Regions from separate parts of the Mus musculus genome. Here all the other regions are linked to region 1. The links are chromatin contacts, found by Hi-C or POLR2A ChIA-PET in ENCODE. All regions are on one chromosome and are shown on one strand. Each heading gives the region's core, a stretch centred on a gene start or an enhancer-like site at or near the end of the contact. The rest is flanking DNA. Distances are from core to core; before and after follow the strand shown.

Region 1 (4,318 bases), core at 1,082-3,581:
GACCCTGTGTCCAGGCAAGAAAGCAGGAGGGTATGGGAGAGGAATATACATGATGTGCTTCTCTGGTCCGTTCATGAATGTAAAACGGCACTCACCCACCTACCCACCCACAATTTGTTCTGGTTTATATTGCATAGTGAGCATACTCCCCTGGGCCTCCCCACCCTCCTTTTTCCTCATCCCCACGCTGTTGATCTCTAGACTATTTTATTTCTACTTTTGATATATATATATATATATATATATATATATATATATATATATGTGTGTGTGTGTGTATGTAAACATATATACACATATATATATAATTTTTATCGGAGACTTATAATAAGTGATTCTCTTTACTTGCATCCGTTTTTCTTTCAAACAACATAACCTCATTCTTTCATTTTTTTAAAGAATTTTTTTAAAAAGAATTATTTATTTATTTTAGGTATATGAGTACACTGCAGCTGTCCTCAGACACACCAGAACAGGGCATCAGATCCCTTCACAGATGGTCGTGAGCCACCATGTGGTTGCTGGGAATTGAACTTAGGACTTCTGGAAGAGCAACCAGTGCCCTTAACCTCTGAGCCATCTCTTCAGCCCCAACCTCATTCTTCATGACTGAAAAGTTTCATTGGCATGTGGCATGAAGGTCATAAAATAAAGCAGTAAGCCACTGCTCTTAGAACAGTGAATCTATATCTATACTTGACAGTAACTCTGGATCTCTCAGTTGTGGTCTTATTGCTACACAATACACCATAACCATAAAGCAAGTTGGTGGGGAAAGAGTTTATTTGGTTTACACGTCCACATCACTGTTTATCACCAAAGGAAGTCAGGATAAGAACTCAAGCAGGGCAGGAACCTGGAAGTAGGAGCTGATGCAGAGGCCATAAAGGGTGCTGCTTACTGGCTTGTTTCACAAGGCTTATTTAGTCTTCTTTCCTACAGAACCCAGGACCACCAGCCCAGGAATGGCACCACCCATAATGGGCTGTTCCCTCCTCCATTGATCACTAATTGAGAAAATGCCTTATAGCTGGATCTCATGGAAGCATTTCAACTGAGGCTCCTCCCTGTCTAATGACTCTAGCTTACGTAAAGTTAACCACCAAGCCAGCCAGTTCACTAGGCATTTTCAGATTTTGTGAATGAAGAATTTTAGGCTCTGAGATACTAAATGTCTCCCTTATGTACAAGCTAGCAAGAGGTGAATCCACAAGGCAAACACCAGTTGCTCCCAGGGCCTATGTGCATAATCAGTTTGATGGTTAGGATTCAACTACGTTTCTCCCTGTGGATAGTGGGTCCAATGAATGCTTGGCTCAGCAAACATGCATGCCATCCCCTCCCTTCCTAGCTTTCTGGTTCTCCAAGCCATTTCCCTCATATTTGGTGACCCATAACTCCCTATTCAGAGACACATACAGTCCACACTCAAGTATGTAGGTTGCTGGATGTCAAATGTATCCACAATCTCTTCTCCCTAACAGGACTTTAGGACCTGAGTAAAAGGCCAGCCTCCACTACCCCACATCTGTCCCACGCGAATATAAATTTACAAAATGACTTTGGCTTCCCATGCTTATGCACATTCCTCATACACAGCAGAGTTCAGTTCAATAGAAACATCTCTAACCCCATTTCCTTTCCTATACAGAAAAACGGTTTAGTTATCACACGTGCCAAGGGCATTTGGCTCTGGTAGTGGAAACTGGAAAATGGAGTAAAAATTTCCAGGCTCAAGGTGCTAGATGATCGTCCAGGTCTTTTCCCTGGAGCTTGGGCTTTTGGAAAAGTGCAGCCATGCAAGCTGGGAGTCTGCCTAAACCTGCAGTCTCCTGAACCCTCGCTCAGACAGGGCAGATGCACAAACTACAGGTAGCCTCATTTGCAGAGCAGCGTTCCTTTGTTCTATTTTAAAGCTTCAGATTCTGTCAAAAAGTGATAGCCAAGCTTCCCCATGAGAATCGGGACTTGCACAGCTCTGAAGTGCTCATGGAAAACAGGTTTCCACGGGCAGCGGGGGAGACCTGGAAGCCTTCCTTGCTCACTCCTCAAACCCAACAGGGCTGGCTCCCCACTAGGTTTTGGGCTGATTCCCCACTAGGTTTAGGGCTCTACAACTTCAAACTCACTGTCCAACCTAAGGCTGTAGTTAAAAACCAAGGGACTCTTTCCCTCCCGGATTGAAGCAAGCCACACCCAGCTGCGAAAGCCCAACAGAGCACACTTACTGCGCTTGCGCACAGTCCCCAGTCGCTTGTGTTTTTCTTCCTGAGCTCTCAGTCGCCTAGCAACGCTGGAGTCACAGTGGCAGCGCTCTGGAGCCCCTTTCTAGCAAGAATAGGTCAGTGTTCTCTCTTGACACTCCTAGCTGCCACGTGGCAGGCTGGAGGGGGCCATGGAGGGAGAGGAGAAGCAGCAGTAAGTGCCAGGGTTCAGCTTTCTATTTTCCCTTCTGAAAACCTTTTCTATTTCTTGCAAAAGATTAAGGGAGTGGCTCAGCACATAAGATCCAGGCCACATACATCCAATAGGTTTCCTCCCCTGCTTTCCAAGGTTTGAGTGATTACAGTATCTTTTTTTTTTTTTTTCCTAGTGCAGCGTTTACTGAGCTTTCTTGAAGCCATCATGAAATAATCACTCTTCATACCTCACATTTAACTCGTCAGCAAATTCTGTCGGCTCCAATGTTGAAATTATCCATACTCCACTGTTCATTGCTTCCTCTCTTGTCCTCACTCAGTCTCGAGTACCAGCTTCTCATGGATACAGCCATCGCTTTGCTTCCCTAGTCTCTGCAGCCTTTTCAACATGGCCTCTTTTTAAAAGGGGAAAAAATATGTTTTCCACAGGGTACATACAGTAAAGCCAAGGCTGCGCCTGCCGCACCACACCTGCTACGGCCCTCTAGATCACCCTGGCACCTGCATACAGCTAACTGGTTGAAACAAGTTCCTAAGAACAAGCCTCAAAGATTACTATTTGATACCTTTAGATGTGTTTGACTGATAATTTGGGAGACCATGCTTTATGTCTAAAGATGGACACATTTCTGATAAGAGTTTTGGCAGTTACAGTTGGTTCTGCTAGAATGTTCCTTCCTCAAATATCCTTAATTTGTACCCATCCCTCCCTTGCTTTTTTCAATTACCACCTTCACAAATACCCTGTCCCAAACGTAGCCTCTCCTCCCACATACCTACATGCCTCTTCCTCGCTGGAAATTGTCGTTATCATGTGGCACCATCTAATAGACTGTGTATGCCCCATTTCATTTCTTCTCTGCCTTCCCTAGAATGTAATCCCCGTGAAGACAGGAGTTTTCATCTGTTTCCCTGCTGTATCCTCAGAGCTTCATGTAGCACCTGGCATGTAGAGACCCGCTGAATGCATTAGCAGTGCTCTTTTTCTCACATCAGTTACAATAGCTATTGTTCTTTCATATAAATCAAGGAATGGAACCTTAGATATTAAGTGGCAGAGGTTCCAAGCCAAGCCTGACTGCTTTCTGTTTTGTTGCTACTGTTTGCATTGCTGATATAGAACCTAGGGTCTCAGGCACATTAGTGTTTTGTCTGTATAAGGTGTTTCATTGTACAAAGATGTTTCTACAGAATCAGGCATTTCGCATTTATTTATCTGTAGCCATCCACACCTTGAAATACAGAACCAAGTAAATGCATAAATGTGTAAACCAACACCTACAGTCCTTTCCTTCAAGGATCTGATACAGATGTGTTGGTGTTCAACCATGAGAAACAGATGGAGAAAGCAGAGACCAAGGAGTTCAGACCAGAAAGTTACAGCTTTTAAGTAAATACACAGATCTGAGAATATAATAGAAACATCTTAGAAGTTGCTTACACTTTTCTAGTAATCAGTTCTTCTAAATCCTTTGCAAAGCAGCAATTTTTGTTACAAATCAAGGAAATAAGATCACAAAGAATCTGAAAAATGTTTTTATGTGGAATGGAGTGAGGGTTAAGGGTGTACAGCTGAAGCAAAGGCAGAGTGGAAAAATAAGTCTAGGACATTCACCTGAAGTATATAAAGAGTACAACACAAAGCATTTACCTAAGCTGAACAGAATATGGGTGTCAGGCAAGCAGTGATCAGTGAACTAATAGTCACCACTGCATGGAACTTATATTGATCCATAAGGGTATTTCTGGTGCTTAGTAAAGACAAAGAGCTAGATAAATACAATTTGAGTTATAGTAAGAGCCACAAAAGAATGTACACGCCTAGAGCATCATGGGGAGGGGACTCTAGGAAGTATCTGGGAAATTTTTCAACTGATACCCAAGTGATGCTGGGGAGC
Region 2 (4,427 bases), core at 226-2,725, 210 kb after region 1:
TACAGGGGAATGCCAGGGCCAAGAAGTGGGAGTGGGTGGGTAGGGGAGCAAGGCGGGGGGAGGGAACGGGGAACTTTCAGGATAGCATTTGAAATGTAAATAAAGAAAATATCTAATTTTTTTTTTCCATTTTTTATTAGGTATTTCGCTCATTTACATTTGCAATGCTATACCAAAAGTCCCCCATAGCCACCCACCCCCTCTCCCCTACCCACCCACTCCCCTTTTATGGCCCTGGCGTTCCCCTGTACTGGGGCATATAAAGTTTGCGTGTCCAATGGGCCTCTCTTTCCAGTGATGGCCGACTAGGCCATCTTTTGATGCATATGCAGCTAGAGTCAAGAGCTCCGGGGTACTGGTTAGTTCATAATGTTGTTCCACCTATAGGGTTGCAGATCCCTTTAGCTTCTTTGGTACTTTCTCTAGCTCCTTCATTGGGGGCCATGTGATCCATCCAATAGCCGACTGTGAGCATCCACTTCTATGTTTGCTAGGCTTGTAATTTCAGTGTAAAAGCTTGTAATTTCAGTGTTGAGATATGCAGAGACAGGTGGATTCTTGGTGCATCCTGGCTATGTAGCCTGTCCTAATTGGTGAGCTCCAGGCCAATTAAACCTTGTTTAAAAAAGTACAGTGTGGGCTAGAGAGATATCTCAGCCGTGAAAAGCAGAGAACCCAGGTTCAGTTCCCAGCACCCAAATGGCAGCTCACAACTTTCTATAACTCTAATTCTAGGGGACCCAGCTCCCTCTTCTGGCCTCTGAAGGTACCAGGCTGACACATGGTGTACATACATACATGCAGGAAAAGCTATTTTAAAGTACAATTTTAGAAAAGATGGATGGCTCCTAAGGAAGACACCTAGGTTGACCCCTAGGGTGTGTGTGTGTGTGTGTGTGTGTGTGTGTGTGTGTGTGTGTGTGTGTGTGTGTATTTATATTTATATATATATGTATGGGTTTTATTTGTTTCTGTTTTTGTTTTTGTTTGTTTTGGAGACAGAGCCTTGTTGGGTAGCTTGCTGTCCTAGGACTTACTGTATAGCTCAGGTTGGCCTAGAACATGAACTAATCCAATTGTCACAGTCTTCCAAGGGCTGGGATTTGAGGCCTGAATCACTATGCCTGGCTCAAAGGTATTTTAAAAATAATTTTATTATCAAAATAGTAGATGAATGTTCTACGTAGTTTGGAAAATGAAGATGAACACAAGAGGATGCAGATGATCAGGTATCTCACAACCCAGAAGCAGGCACTGAGCATTAACATTTTGGTGTTTAATACCCTCCCCCCCCCCCCAGCATCTCACCAATCACCGTAAGGACCAGTCATCAGATCTTAAACTAGGTCACAGGGGCTTGACAGTCTGTGTAATCACATGATGCTGTCGTCCATCTCTACAAAAGCCTGGCAGCACAGCCGTGCTGGTTACATCCCATACATGAACACTGTCTGGTGCTCTATTCTTTTAAAGTTAAAGAAAGGTGGTAACGAAACAGAATCCAAACTGTATTCATGATAGATATTTCTCTCCAGTGGAAAATTACCAGACATGAAGTTCCCATTAAGTAATGTGTGCTTTCTGTTTTGTTTTGAAAGGAATTCCCACCAGAGTTGATTGGTTCCCTTGAGAGGCATCTCCAGATGGGTTGGACAACATCTGATTTTACTTTCTGTCCTCAGATTTGAGAGTCATTGAAGCGACTATCCCATAATGTGTTGCTAACAGAATGGATGTGGCTATACAGTCTGGATTTTATTGTAATACATTTTACTGCATTGAACTTAGTTGTAACTGTTGAAAGTGTCGATTAGATCTTGGTTTTCTTAGGGTCTTTGAATTACTTGACTTGGGAAGATAATTGTAGATCTCATTTTAGTAAGAAAAGAACAATAGATATACTTGATAGCTAGGCCAGCTTGGTGATCCCTAGGACATCAGATAGAAGAAGGCAGGGGACTTTGTTGCCTTGGTCTTGTGGCTGGCCCCTTTCTGACAAACTGGAATTAATTTCCAGGGAAAGAAAGCAGAAACCCTTTTAGCAGAAAACCAAAGAGTGTCGTTTCTAGCCATTTCTGTTGGCACTTTGGGTTTGTTGTTAGTCATGTTTGGGGTGGTGGGCCTCCAGAAAAATGGCAAATGTTGTTATTCTTCTTGACTTAAACAGGAAGTGTTTTAAATGGCGGTGACAATTCCTCTCCCAGTTTTATGGGGACTGGGCTGGTGGTGGCATTGGACAGCACTGGGTAGATTTCTTTCACACAGATGCAGGATTCAGAAGCTTCCAACCTGACTGGAACCTTCTTAGCAAATGGCAGAAACCCATTAAGAGAAACCCTTGATGGCTTTTGTATCTGTCCTTCTGGACTGGGTAGAGACCTCAGCCTGACCTTTAGGCAGCTACAAATGTTAAGTCTTGACATTGAGGTGGCAGCCAGCCCAAGCATTGCCAAAGGGTCCCAGTGGCCCAGGCTGGATGAGAGCAGGGAGCTGGAATGTGGCCTTGGCTGGAGTTCTGAGTGCATGAGAGCACCTGCCACTATTTTGAGAAGCATGTGGTGTCCAGAGAGAGGTATCAGTCAGGTGGCATCTCAGAAAGGGGTCTGGTCCGTCTCACAGCACTTGACAGCTCTATGCTGTCAGCTGTCCACAGATTCCCAGTTTATCTTTGGGGTGGAGCTGAAAAAAAGACCTTAATCCAGAGCAAAGACATTTATGTGTCATTTGGGAAGGAAAGATCCCAGAACATGAAATCTACCAGTATGAGGTTAACCATTCTGGTTTGTTTCTGAAGAGAAGTTTTTAAAGGTTTTGTGGTCAGTTTGTTTGCTTGTTTTAAGATCAAAATCCATTGCTAAAGGAATTCTTGACTTTCCTGGACAATCAGCTAATTTCTCACTTATATTTTGTTCCTGACAGTTTGAACATTAGCATTCAGAGGAGTTCTAAAAAACTTGCTTGGACCTTGAAAGGGAGAAGCATAACAAGAGATCGGGCCGATTTACATCTTATCTTGAAGAAAGTTCTTTATGTATATTAGTCATTATTTTGTATGTATTTTTCTGATGAATTACTAGTGTTTGTGTGTGTGCTCATATTAATGGTAGCATATATTATTGCTGGGCTGCCTCTTGCAGAAGCAAATGTGATTACATGAAATTGTGACTTGAATGGATCATGCTTCAGAATTGTTCCTCAATATTTTCTACTTCCACTAGACATTTAATGTAACACATGAATAGTTGGCCTCATGCTGGAATGTTTGGCAGCTGAGCAAAAGTCTCAAATGTGCTCAGAAGATATATTTTTTTTTTCCACAGAATGGAATGTTGCAACATGTAGTTAGCCATTTGGCTTTGTTTTTGAAGAGGACTTTATTTTTTCCCCAAATATTAACAATTAGGGATCAATGCTCAACTTTTACAAGATGTATTATTATGTTCAACTTTTCTTTCTTGGTAGTAGTAATGGAGCACGTTAAAAACTAGAATTATCTTCTAGACTACACCCAGTTAATAGTGTTTGTTACAAGGACAGGCAGGGTCCACCTGCCTAGGGCTAAGCAGCAGAGGTCCAATGTCTTTCTTTTGATATGGTCTTTCTTTTCCGTGTTTGCTCCTTCCTTATAGTTGGAGAGTCTTCAGTTTCTGTGAGCAAATGCAGAGTATTTCTTCTAACATCAAGCAACATTCTAGTATTTGTTGGGCGGGCAGTATGAGTTGTATATTTGGACTAAGCTGCATCCACACAGAGGGTGGCCTGAGTTTTTTTTCCTAGCAAGGCTTTGTTCAGAGTGAGTTGATAGGGATAAATGGCAGTGTGTGGTGAAATGTAGCAGTGCGTTACCCAGTGTGTCTTTAGCGATGAATGGGATGTGACTCCAGCAGGGCCGGAGAGAAGACATTGGAATGTGTTGGAGCACTGACAAAAAGATTGGGCACAAGCTGTGTGGCAGGCACTAATGCAACTTAGGCCTGCCTTAAAATAGCTGTAGGTTAACACATGGTCTTGAAAGTTATCGTTTGACTTGAGCAAAATTGTTTGTGTAAATGAACTACCAGGAAGTAGAGGTGATTGCCTTTCTCTATATTTTAGTGGTTTGCTTTATGTTGAGGTGGTCTTTAAGAGTATAAGTAGGCAAGTGAGGATTCTAATTTTTTCTCTTTTAAACATTGGTGAGCACTAAGACTTTTTTAAGCAGTAAGGCATCACATTCCCCACTCAGAACATCATTCTGATATTCATTTGGGGTTCAGTGTAAGTTCAGTCTCTTGGACTAAGCTGCCTCCATGCAAATGGTGGGATGCATGGTTTTCCTGGGCTCATTGGTAGTACCTTCCCATACATTTCACTTGTGGTTCTGCTCCCACACTTACCCACTTACTACAAATGCTGATTTATTTATGATTTAAATAAAAATCGGGGTT
Region 3 (3,968 bases), core at 14-2,513, 240 kb after region 1:
GGCCTGTAGAGTACGCACTGCAAAGATTCATGTTGAGCAGCCACAGAGAGTGGGACTTTGCTTCCCTGGTAAGGAGGCAGACTCACACCCTGTCCTCATCCTGTCAGGAAGTTCTGTTTCCCCACATGAGCTTACTACAAGAGGTGGAGAAACTCCCTTGGTGTTCTTCCCCACTCCTCCCTTCTAGAAACTAGTATGTCGAAGTAGTTAAGATAGTACCTTTGGTCCTGGGTACTATTTATTCTGAGATAAGCATCTCAAAATAGCTGGACTCCTCTACCCATTGTAGAACCCTTTTTGCTCCCCCTTTAGGCAACAGTACAGATAATTTTGGCAGTGTTTGGCTTAACTGACCATTCCCAGCACTGTATGAATTGAGGTGTTATCCAGAGCAGACTTACCTGTTCAACTTTCTCCTTCATGTTCCTTGGTTTATTGATGCTCCTTGATAGTTTGATCACATTGATGGCAATTGGTAGCTGAGTGTCCCTTGCTGGCATAGAGTACCAGGGTTACGGCCCCAACTTGACTCTGGGGACTCTGGGCAAAGAAAAGCATTGAGGAAGGCTCTGAGGAATGGTGGGAAGTGAGAACTCTTTAACGCCCTCTTTAGTGAAACCCTGTTCCTACTACCCCACTTCTGTCTTCTGACCCCAGGTCTCATCTCCTCCAACTTCTGGAAGCTGATGGTGAAGGTTTGTTAGGGTTGTCAGGGAACAGTACAGAACCTAAGGAGTGTGTCCCACAATGCTCAGGTGCATCCCTTTGTGCTCTGGAGATGGTCAGAAGGGTCTAGATTTGCCTGCAAACCCCTCCTCTGGAGGATTGCCATATACAGAGAAGGCTGCTCCTGACACGGCGCCTGTTTCTGGCAACAGAAGCAGAGAGGAGATGAAACAGACTTCCTACTATTTAGAGGAAGAGAAGTATTCACCTTGGAGAATGTACTGTGGGACTGTGTATACATGGGTGACAGATCTGCAGGGTTTTCACCTAGAAAATGATTAACACAGTTACCCCATCAGACTGAATGTTAATGAGAAAACTGAATTGCCAGACCAAGGGCAAACTGCCTCTCAAGGTTGTTGTTTCCCCATTGCGCAGTGTGCACTGAGACCATGGGGAAGGGCTTGGCTACATCGCTGTTATGCTGTCCTAGAATTACTCAGAACTCAGGCTTGTTGGCTCTGCCATTATAGCAAGAGAAGCCTCTGTGACATTGCTGCCATGTTCTCTGTGTTTCAAGGGCATAGGGGAGCTAATGTGCCCTGCCTCTGTAGCCGTCCCCCTTCCTATCACAGGAATTACCTTGGTTTGCTTCGTGAATGCTAAGATCCCACCACACCCAGACTGATCTGTTTTAAGTTTTTTATAACTTACATTTGGACAAATTTACAATTTCATAAAATGAAGATGCTTTTCTCTGTGATAGTAGAAGATTTCGTGCAGAAAGCACTCTAACACTTAGTGAAGCTGAGAAACTCAAGCATTCAATTTACTCTTTAAATGTTTACTAAGGGGGCTGGAGAGATGGCTCAGCAGTTTAGAGTACTGGCTGCAACTGGATTCTATTTCCAGCACCTGCAAGTTGGCTGGCAACCATCTGTAACTCCAGTTCTAGGGGCTCTGATGCCCTTCTCTGGCCTCTGCAGGCAACAGGCATTCTTTTTATTATTATTATTAGATATTTTGTTCATTTACATTTCAAATTCTATCCTGAAAGTCCCCTATACCCTCCCCCCACCCCGCTCCCCAACCCACACACTCCTGCCTCCTGGCCCTGGCATTCTCCTGTACTGGGGCATATAATCTTTGCAAGACCAAGGGCTTCTCCTCCCAGTGATAGCCGACTAGGCCATCTCCTGCTACATATGCAACTAGAGATACAAGCTCTGGGAGGTGCTGGTTAGTTCATATTGTTGTTCCTCCTATAGGGTTGCAGACCCCTTCAGCTCCTTGGGTACTTTCTCCAGCTCCTCCATTGGGGTCCCTGTGCTCCATCCAGTAGATGACTGTGAACATCCATTTCTGTATTTGCCAAGCACTGGCATAGCCTCACAAGAGACAGCTGTATCAGGGCCCTGTCAGCAAAATCTTGCTCACATATGCAATAGTGTCTGGGTTTAGTGGCTGTTTATGGGATGGATCCCCGGGTAGGGCAGTCTCTGGATAGTCCTTCCTTCTGTCTCAGCTCCAAACTTGGTCTCTATAACTCCTTCCATGGGTATATTGTTCCCCATTCTAAGGAGGAACGAAGTACCCACACTTTGGTCTTCTTTCTTCTTGCGTTTCATGTGTTTTGCAGATTGTATCTTCAGTATTCTAAGTTTCTGGGCTAATATCAACTTATAAGTAAGTACATATCGTGTGAGTTCTTTTGTGATTGAGTTACCTCACTCAGGAAGATATCCTTCAGATCCATCCATTTGCCTAAGAATTTCCTAAATTAATTGTTTCTGTAAGGCAAAAGACACTGTCAATAAGACAAAAAGGCCACCAACACATTGGAAAAGGATCTTTACCAATCCTAAATCTGATAGGGGACTAATATCCAATATATACAAAGAACTCAAGAAGCTGGACTCCAGAAAATCAAATAACCTCATTAAAAAACGGGGTACAGAGCTAAATAAAAAAAATGGGAATGGGTGGGTAGGGAAGTAGGGGGGGAGGGTATGGCGGACTTTTAGGATAGCATTGGAAATGTAATTGAGGAAAATATGTAATAAAAATATTTTTAAAAAATCTAATAAAAACTCATAAAAAAGAAAAAAACACAGAAATACCTTATCTTATGCTTCTACAATAAGCCATATTTTCTGAAAGACACCCTTGCTTATGTCTAAAAAAAAATAATAAAAAAATAAACTATTCTCACGAGTCAAAAAAAAAAAAAAAGAAAAAAGAAAAGAATTCTCAACTGAGGAATACGAAATGACTGAGAAGCACCTGAAAAAATGTTCAACATCCTTAATCATCAGTGAAATGCAAATCAAAACAACCCTGAGATTCCACCTCACACCAGTCAGAATGGCTAAGATCAAAAATTCAGGTGACAGCAGATGCTGGTGAGGATGTGGAGAAAGAGGAACACTCCTCCATTGCTGGTGGGATTGCAAGCTGGTATATCCATTCTGGAAATCAGTCTGGTGGTTCCTCAGAAAATTGGATGTAGTACTGCTGGAAGATCCAGCAATACCTCTCCTGGGCATTTACCCAGAAGATGTTTCAACTTGTAATAAGGACCCATGCTCCACTATGTTCATAGCAGCCTTATTTATAATAGCCAGAAGCTGGAAAGAACCCAGATGTCCCTCAACAGAGGAATGGATACAGAAAATGTGGTGCATTTACACAGTGTGTATACAATGTACATTTACACATTTACTCATCTATTAAAAGCAAGGAGCATTCTTGCATTGCACATATATATGTATATATATATAAACACTCGTACATATAAAATAAACCTAAAAAAATGTTTACCTCTGTCCTTGGTGTGTTAAGTGATCTATGTATAGTGATTCACTGATGGATAAAAGAATTACCCAGGATTCATAAAGTGTGGTATACAAGGCAAGATAATTACTGAATAGTTTCACTATGGGTGAGAGAGGATGGACAAGCATATGTAGCAGGCTGGGGCTTCAGAAGAGTTCTCCAGAGAAAGTTCAGGCTGACTTGGTTCTCATTGTGTGCTTTCTTTATCTGTAATAGTCTAAGATACTAAGAGTTAATGGTGCTGTTGCTACTGAGATTCCTTAAGTTGTAGGATAGTTAGAAGGACTTGGATTGGGTTCAGTTTACAGAAGGCTCCTTTAGGGCTCACTCTGCATTGGTTTACTGAAGTCACTATACAGAATACCACTCGGTATATCACTCAACGGACAGAGATGTACTTTTGCTTAGTTCTACAAGCCTACAAGTGCAAAACTCACAATACTGTCAGAGTGAGTTCTGATGACTTA

What was found. Hi-C counts contacts between places; a loop is a spot of excess contacts on that map. ChIA-PET counts read pairs that join two places held with the same protein, here RNA polymerase II (POLR2A).
Region 2: a loop to region 1 is called in a map of heart, with 1.8 times the contacts of the local background. The contact joins the enhancer-like site here to the promoter of 4930505A04Rik in region 1. A Hi-C loop is called at or near these places in 8 of 37 maps with a recorded cell type or tissue (heart and left cerebral cortex).
Region 3: a map of heart shows a loop between it and region 1 (1.8-fold over the local background). The contact joins the enhancer-like site here to the promoter of 4930505A04Rik in region 1. A Hi-C loop is called at or near these places in 1 of 37 maps with a recorded cell type or tissue (heart). POLR2A ChIA-PET finds 5 or more read pairs at or near these places in 1 of 5 experiments (embryonic stem cell).

What each region holds. Positions count from the first base shown.
Region 1 is chr11:30,469,842-30,474,159 of GRCm38, reverse strand. 4930505A04Rik (RIKEN cDNA 4930505A04 gene) reads left to right here and starts at 2,331. Exons shown (of 5, transcript NM_001100394.1): 1 at 2,331-2,418. The coding sequence starts at 2,396.
Region 2 is chr11:30,256,124-30,260,550 of GRCm38, reverse strand. It overlaps a transcript of Sptbn1 not described here. Among named protein-coding and RNA genes, the nearest start is that of Gm8098, 9.1 kb to the left of the region's middle. Within about 2 kb of position 1,475, at least 2 of the 3 ENCODE cell types and tissues checked have a DNase peak (open chromatin) inside an H3K27ac peak, as active enhancers do; they include heart, where a contact is called at or near this core.
Region 3 is chr11:30,227,591-30,231,558 of GRCm38, reverse strand. Gm51887 (a long non-coding RNA gene) reads right to left here. Exons shown (of 3, transcript XR_003949652.1): 2 at 402-993. It also overlaps a transcript of Sptbn1 not described here. Among named protein-coding and RNA genes, the nearest start is that of Gm51887, 8.0 kb to the right of the region's middle. Within about 2 kb of position 1,263, at least 2 of the 3 ENCODE cell types and tissues checked have a DNase peak (open chromatin) inside an H3K27ac peak, as active enhancers do; they include heart, where a contact is called at or near this core.